2 separate regions of the Homo sapiens genome follow, and region 2 is linked to region 1. The links are chromatin contacts, found by Hi-C or POLR2A ChIA-PET in ENCODE. All regions are on one chromosome and are shown on one strand. The core of a region is the stretch at or near the end of the contact, and the rest is flanking DNA. Distances in the headings are between cores, read along the strand shown. Region 1 overlaps TMEM52B (transmembrane protein 52B). Region 2 overlaps KLRK1-AS1 (KLRK1 antisense RNA 1).

Region 1 (3,744 bases), core at 409-2,908:
GAGACCACCCTGGGCAACATGGTGAAACCCCGTCCCTATTAACGTACAAAATTTAGCTGGGCGTGGTGGCACGGGCTTGTAGTCCCAGCTACTCGGGAGGCTGAGGCACGAGAATCATTTGAGCCCAGGAGGCGGAGGTTTCAGTGAGCCGAGATGGCGCCACTTCACTCCAGCTTGGGCTACAGAGTGAGACACCATCAAAAAATAAAAAAGGAAAGAAAGAAAGAGAGAGAGGGAAGGAAGGAAGGAAGGAAGGAAGGAAGGAAGGAAGGAAGGAAGGAAAAGAAGAAAAAGAAAAAGAAAAAGAAAAAGAAAAAGAAAAAAGATAACTGGGCATGGTGGCTCATGCTTGTAATCCCAGAACTTTGGGAGGCCGAGGCAGGTGGATTATTTGAGGTCAGGAGATTGAGACCAGACTGGCCAACATGGTGAAACCCCACCTCTACTAAAAATACAAAAATTAGCCAGGCACTTTTGTTGGCCAGGCACGGTGGCTCACACCTGTAATCCCAGCACTTTGGGAGGCCGAAGCGGGTGGATCACAAGGTCAGGAGATCGAGACCATCCTGGCTAACGCAGTGAAACCCCATCTCTACTGAAAATACAAAAATTAGCTCGGCGTGGTGGCGGGCGCCTGTAGTCCCAGCTACTCAGGAGGCTGAGGCAGGAGAATGGCGAGAACCCGGGAGGCGGAGCTTGCAGTGAGCCGAGATCGCGCCACTGCACTCCAGCCTGGGCGACAGAGCGAGACTCCGTCTCAAAAAAAAAAAAAAAAAAAAAAAAAAAAAAAAAAATTAGCCAGGCACGTTGGCACATGCCTGTAATCCCAGCTACTCGGGAGGACGAGGCAGGAGAGAATTGTTTGAACCTGGGAGGTGGAGGTTGCAGCGACCCGAGATTGTGCCACTGCACTCCAACCTGGGTGACAGAGTGAGACACTGTCTAAAAAAAAAAAAAAAAAGAAAAGAGATGAGGTAAAAATAAATAATCCTAAGGAGTCTATAGTATCGGGGGCTGGGGGAAAGGGATCTAAGTCTGAAAGGGGAAAGGGCAGGGTTGAGTTGCAGGATGCAGAAACATTCTTGGCTGGGTGTGGTGGTTCACTCCTGTAATCCCAGCACTTTGGGAGGCCAAGGCGGGTGGATCACCTGAGGTCAGGAGTTCAAGACCAGCCTGGCCAACATAGTGAAACCCTGTCTCTACTAAAAATACAAAAATTACCTGGGCATGGTGGCGGGCGCCTGTAATCCCAGCTACTTGGGAGGCTGAGGCAGGAGAATCACTTGAATCCAGGAGGCGGAGGTTGCAATGAGCCAAGATCCACCATTGCACTCCAGCCTGGGCAACAAGAGCAAAACTCCGTCTCAAAAAAAAAAAAAAAAAAAGAGAGAGAGAGAGATACAGAAACATTCTTTAGATTATTTGAGGTTACCAGAGAAAACAGGTCCTTCTAGCAGAGCAGGAAGCTGGGTTGTAAACATGCTTCAAAGGATATTCATAAAATTTGGGGCAAGGAGTGACAATGAGTTTGGATACTTGTAAAAAATGAAGCGACAGTTAAGTGTGAAGTAAGTCTCTGCTGTCTGAGGGTGTCCTGTTTCCCTTAGTTTCTTAGCTCTGTTCCTTCTTTCTTCACAGCTCTGCAGTCGGTGTTTGGCCCTGCAGCTCGGAGGATCCTGGCTGTGGCTCACTCCCACAGCTCCCTGGGCCAGCTGCCCTCCTCTTTGGACACCCTCCCAGGGTATGAAGAAGCTCTTCACATGAGTCGCTTCACAGTAGCCATGTGCGGGCAGAAAGCACCTGATCTACCCCCAGTACCTGAAGAAAAGCAGCTGCCTCCAACAGAGAAGGAGTCGACTCGAATAGTTGACTCTTGGAACTGATGAGAGCTGTCATTTTATAAATAGGAGTGGAGTGATGTCCAGAGTCTGTGGGAAAATGGAACACATACTTTTCTAACCCTCAGAAGTTTTAAGATGGCATCTAACACCATCATTCTATGGGAAAGATGGTTCTTACTCTTCGTTCACAGGCCTTTATATCTTCCGATACAGAATGCTCTAATTGGGAACTCTAATTTTGTATCCAATGGCCAAAATCTGCAAGTAATCTCTAGCCACACTGATTACTACTAAACCAGGAAAGCATCAAGGTGTCTTGAATTCCTTTAACTATTGAGTGCATATAGAATTCCTGTACCCACATGATACTGCAAGTTGTGTCTCTCTCTGTCAGCGAATCCACTGCGGTTAACTGGAAAAGAAAGACAACAGTGTCAGCACAGCCATCGACATTAATGCACTGAATGCATGCATCTTTCCTCCTGAGACAGCAATCGATTTTACACCGAATGACAATGATCATCTTAGACAGCACAACATACCCACTCGGATATCTAAAAGCTAGGGATGGCATTGCTGATATGGGCAAAGAGAACACAGTATAGTATTTAAGTGCCAAATATCAGTCTTTCTTTCTCTCTGGTCCTACCCCTCAGCAGTATGAAAAACTCCATACTGTGCAGTCACAGTTGGATTAATTCTTCAGTTCCTCCGCACTGCAAACACATATATGTGCGCACATGCATGTATACCTGCACCCTGTTTTAACTCTAAAGGAATAGTGTTGCTTTACTTCTTTCCTGTTTTGCCTGGACCACTTAAAGCCACAACACCTCTATAGTGACACACGCTAGTCTCTAGTGGTGGCCCTCACTGCCACCTAGAGGAGCCATGGTGGAAAACACACTCTCTCCTTTGAGCCTATCTGCACATCTCTCGAGTTCTTGGAGCAAAAACTAAATGCTGAACTAAGCCTGGTTGAGATGCTTCCCATGGACCATGCCGCAGCACAGTGCTAATCTATCCACAAAACATACCACCTCCCAAAGTATTATTATTGGAAAATCGAGGAAGTGACGCACATTTAGGGAAAAACTACTCACCTTAGAAAAGTCACTGAAATCCTTTTTTTTTTTTTTGAGATGGAGTTTTGCTCTTGTAGCCCAGGCTGGGATGCAATGGCATGGTCTCAGCTCACTGTAACCTCCACCTCCCGGATTCAAGCAATTCTTCTGCCTCAGCTTCCCGACTAGCTGGGATTACAGCTGCCTGCCACCGTGCCCAGCTAATTTTTGTATTTTTAGTGGAGAGGGGGTTTCACCATGTTGGCCAGTCTGGTCTAGAACTCCTGACGTCAGGTGATCCGCCCACCTTGGCCTCCCAAAGTGCTGGAATTAGAGGCCTGACCCCCTGCTCCTGGCCTGAAATCTTTAAAGCCGTTTTTTCCCTAAAAAATGGGAAATAATAACACCTCAGAAGGTTTTTGTGAAGATCAAAGAAGCTAAATATATGTGGCATGATTTGTAAAGTGTTATGCATATGTATGTTATTCTTCCTACTGTCTTCTAACCTTCCCTTGCCTGCTATGACTTATCTGAGAGCCATGTTCCCATTTATCTTTTTGCCAACTATGTTACTGTTGTCACACCTGAAATGGCTTTGTTTTTATCAATAAATACTTGTTGATTGCGGTAAACAGCAACAGATATAAGTGATTCCTCGTAATATGTTCTGGGTAGAGGTAAGGAATATTTGAGAAAACTAATTGTTTATTAGGCAATTAATTAACTCCAGAACTCAAGGAGGCAACACAGAGCCAAGAATTGGCTGATTATGCAGCTCCTTGTTAACTACATTCTTGGAATGCTCACTCAGCCCGGAGGGAAAAATGTTCTGAGTATAA
Region 2 (3,653 bases), core at 646-3,145, 180 kb after region 1:
CAAGAATCACAGGATGGAATAGAGATCCTTCCTACCTATATTCCAATCTATCCCCCCTTACCAAGGCTAATTGCCCCTAAGGAGGTAAGTTCAAACAGATACATGCTCCCACTCTCACCTGAGAAGGAGAAATCGGAGCTCCAGGAAGTTAAAACGAAAGGCTCAAAAAGGTAGGCAGGCCGTCTCAGGTCAAGTCATGCCCAAGTTATGCTTCTGCCTCTTAAGAGGACAAGCAGACCCCCACTAGGACCCAGACGATGCAGTCCAGCTTCAGCACCTACAAAAGTGCCGAGAAGCACTTTTACAAAGGCTAAAGGATGTTAAAAGGAAAAGGCAACCAATATAAAAAAATCTCAGAAGTGCTCCATGGTGCAGATAAAAGCACCAGCCAGTTTTATAGGCATTTTGCTTGTACACTCTGTTTAACCCCGAGGCTGCTGAAAATCAGTGAATAGTAAATACGGCATTTGTAAGGCAGGCCCAAGGAGATATCAGGCATAAATTGCAGAAGTTAGAAGCTCCGTAGGTGTGAATGCTACTCAGCTTATTAAAGTGGCTACCAAGGTGTACATTAACTGAGACCAGGAGGCAAAGAAGAAAGCTGATTGGAGGCTTAATAAAGGCTTATTTACAAGCAGCAGCCCTTATGGGAAGAGAGGCTGGCTTTGCAAGGAGGCATAGATGCGGGTGTGAATGCAGTTGTGGAAAAGGCTAGTCTGGACAGCAATTTGAAAGCCAGCCAAGGCTAGAGAGAGATTAATGTACATGGTGCAAAAGAAAAGGACACTAGAAGGATAAATGTCAAAAGAATAAGGAGAATGGTCAAGGCCATGGTATGAAAAAACCACTGGCCAAGGGCTACTGCACCCAGGAGAAACCCAAGACTGCTGTGAAAGGCAGGATATAAAGGGTCAGAAAAAAGCTCAGATCTGCTCGAAAAGTGTCCAGTACTTAAGCTTTTACATAAGCCAAGAGGAAAGATGGCTTAGTAGTGAACAAAAGCAGGCTGTTTGTGCACTTCCTACTCCAACCACCTGGCGTCGAATAACAGAGTTCCTAAGGGCAGCAAAGTTCTTCCGCATTTAGATCCCAAATTTCTTGCTTGTGGCTAAGCCATTATACAAAGCCACAAAGAGGAGGAAAGAAGGACTCCTCCTCTAGGAGGCCAACCAGAAGAAGGCTTTTCAAAAAATCAAAGAAGCCTTGACTCAGATCCCAGCTTTAGGACTGCCAGATCTAACTAACTAAGCTTATCTTCTTGAATGTCCACAAGTGAAAGGGAGGCCATAAAGATTCTAACTCAAGCCATAAGGTCATGGCATTGCCCAGTGACACACTTATCCAGGCAGTTAGATTCTGTGGCACTTGGATGGCCTCCTTGTTTTAAAGCACTAGCTGCTACTGCCCTACTGGCACAAGAAGCTAATAAACTGACTTTAGAGATGGTGAATACCCTAAACCCGGCTACCTTGCTCCTCATCGAGTCAGTGCCAGGAGACCCCCTTCGTTGCTGTGTAAATGTGATAGATGAAGTGTTCTTAAGCCAGAGAGATTTGACAGATACATCCCTCAGGGACCTGGACATTGAATATTTTACTAATGGAAGCAGTTTCATACTAAACGGAGTCCGCCAAGCTGGGTATGCAGTGGTGACTTTGGATTCAGTAGTAGAGGTGCAGTCTTTGCCTACAAAAACTTCTGCTTAGAAAGCAGAACTAATAGCTCTGACAAGAGCTCTCTGGCTAGCCAAAGACCAAAAGACAAATATTTACACATATTCCAGATATGTTTCTGCCACTTTGCATGTTCATGAGACTATTTACAAAGAAAAAATAATTTTAACTGCTGAAAGTAAAGAAATAAAGTATAAGGAAGAAATTCTAGAGCTCTTAAATGCTGTATAGGCCCCAAAAGGTGGCAGTGATGTACTGCAAGGGGCACCAAAAAGGAAGAATACTAAAGGCTAAAAAAATAAAATAAAATAAGAAAACAGACAAAGAGGCAAAGCAGGCTGCAATGACAACTCCACCTTTTAAAGAGGAAGCCTTAGCTATGCCTCTCCTCCCAGAGATTCCTCTCCTGGATATCCCAAGCTACACTCCAAATGAAAGGGCTTATTTTGCCCAGAAAAATAAAAACTACATTAAAAGGAGATGGTAAATATTATCCAATGGGAGGCTAGCCATACCTGAAATGGTGGCCCCCAGATTTTTAAAAGAGTTCCACCAAGGAACTCACATGGAAAAAAATACAACAACAGAAATGAGGAATGCTATATATCAAAATAGATTGGCTTTAGATTACCTCTTAGCCTCAGGAGGAGGAGTATGTGGAAAATTTAATTTAACCAACTGTTGCCTAGAAATCGATGATAATGGTTGAGCTGTCATGGAAATCACCGCTAGAATGCACACATTGGCCCATATTCCAGTTCAGACTTGGTCTGGGTGGTCCCCGGATTCCTTGTTTGGAGGATGGTTCTCAGCCTTTAGAGGATTCAAAAGCCTCATTGGTGGGTTCTTGGTTATTCTTGGCATCTGCCTCATCCTCCCTTGCCTTTTACCCCTGTTTATTAGAAGTATTCAGTCAACTATGGAGGCAATAGTGGCCTGATACACTACCATGCAGATGATGGCATTAACCAGATATCAGTCGCTGCTGGTAGAAGCAGCAGCTCAGCTCCACGAAGACGTGGCAAATAGTGGTGCTTTCTGTTAACACATTTGTTATAAAAAGCACCAAAGGGGGGAATGGAACAGGAATTAAAAGAAATTAAAGAATGTGTAAGCAAAAACTCAGTTGTATGTAAGAAAACCCAATTCCCCCTGAGGAAGAGAAAGAACTGGAGTCCTTTAAAAATTAACTGCCTGTTTTTCCGTGGCTAGTGAGCCTTATCTCTCCCTTTCCCAGGCATTGTGAAGACCCTGTTTCTCTAGCTGTGCAGCTGCAAGGTCACTAGACAGACAAACTCAAGTCATAAAACATGCTTTTCCTTGAAAAGTAAGAAACAATGTAATGTATGTCTCAATTGAATAACTGTCTTTGTTTCTTGCTTCTGTAATATGCTTCCCCCTGCACAAATCTTCCCCCACAGACAAAATACTTAAAAGATAACTTGACTCTTTGTTCAGGGCTCAGTCATTTGGATGTTAATCCAACTGGGCCAGTGCACCTAAATAATAAAAATCCTCCTCAACCCCTTGGTGTTCCTGATTCCTTATCAATCCTGCTACAGGTGGAGAAAAAAGAAAGACCAGCAGAAAAGAAAAAAACTAGGAGAGGAAGTCAGAGGGAAAGAAAGCAAAAACAGCAAGCATAGAGCCAAACAGCCAGGCAGGCACGCCAAGGGGTAAGTCCCTCTCCCCAAAGAGCTTGGGGACTGGTGCCGGGAGGAGAGCAGAGGAGGTGAAAGGGCATAATTCTTGCAATTTGCGGCAGGCATCTGCCAATCCTCTGGGCCGGTGACTGCCTGGGGCCCAGACTACAGCCGGGCAAATCCCACCCACCCAGCCAGAGAAACTAAGTGTAAAAAGAAAGGAAAAAATATAAAAAGGGAAATCAGGAAAAATAAAAAACACAGGAGAAACAGACAGCTGCGTGTGCGTGGGGGTGGGGCCCGTGCCATGGCCCAGCAGGGCTCGCAGCAGGAGCAG

The links. A loop is a pair of places that touch in the nucleus more often than their neighbours do. ChIA-PET counts read pairs that join two places held with the same protein, here RNA polymerase II (POLR2A). Pooled maps may share reads with other maps.
Region 2: POLR2A ChIA-PET joins it to region 1 with 17 read pairs in Caco-2. The contact joins two enhancer-like sites. A Hi-C loop is called at or near these places in 2 of 50 pooled maps. POLR2A ChIA-PET finds 5 or more read pairs at or near these places in 5 of 52 experiments (Caco-2, OCI-LY7, PC-9 and 2 more).

Annotation. Positions count from the first base shown.
Region 1 is chr12:10,188,258-10,192,001 of GRCh38, forward strand. It overlaps TMEM52B (transmembrane protein 52B), which reads left to right. Exons shown (of 5, transcript NM_001384896.1): 5 at 1,639-3,547. The coding sequence ends at 1,883. Among named protein-coding and RNA genes, the nearest start is that of TMEM52B, 11 kb to the left of the region's middle. Within about 2 kb of position 1,659, at least 5 of the 41 ENCODE cell types and tissues checked have a DNase peak (open chromatin) inside an H3K27ac peak, as active enhancers do.
Region 2 is chr12:10,365,181-10,368,833 of GRCh38, forward strand. The region is part of intron 1 of KLRK1-AS1 (KLRK1 antisense RNA 1); the gene reads left to right. Among named protein-coding and RNA genes, the nearest start is that of KLRK1-AS1, 3.2 kb to the left of the region's middle. Within about 2 kb of position 1,896, at least 7 of the 41 ENCODE cell types and tissues checked have a DNase peak (open chromatin) inside an H3K27ac peak, as active enhancers do.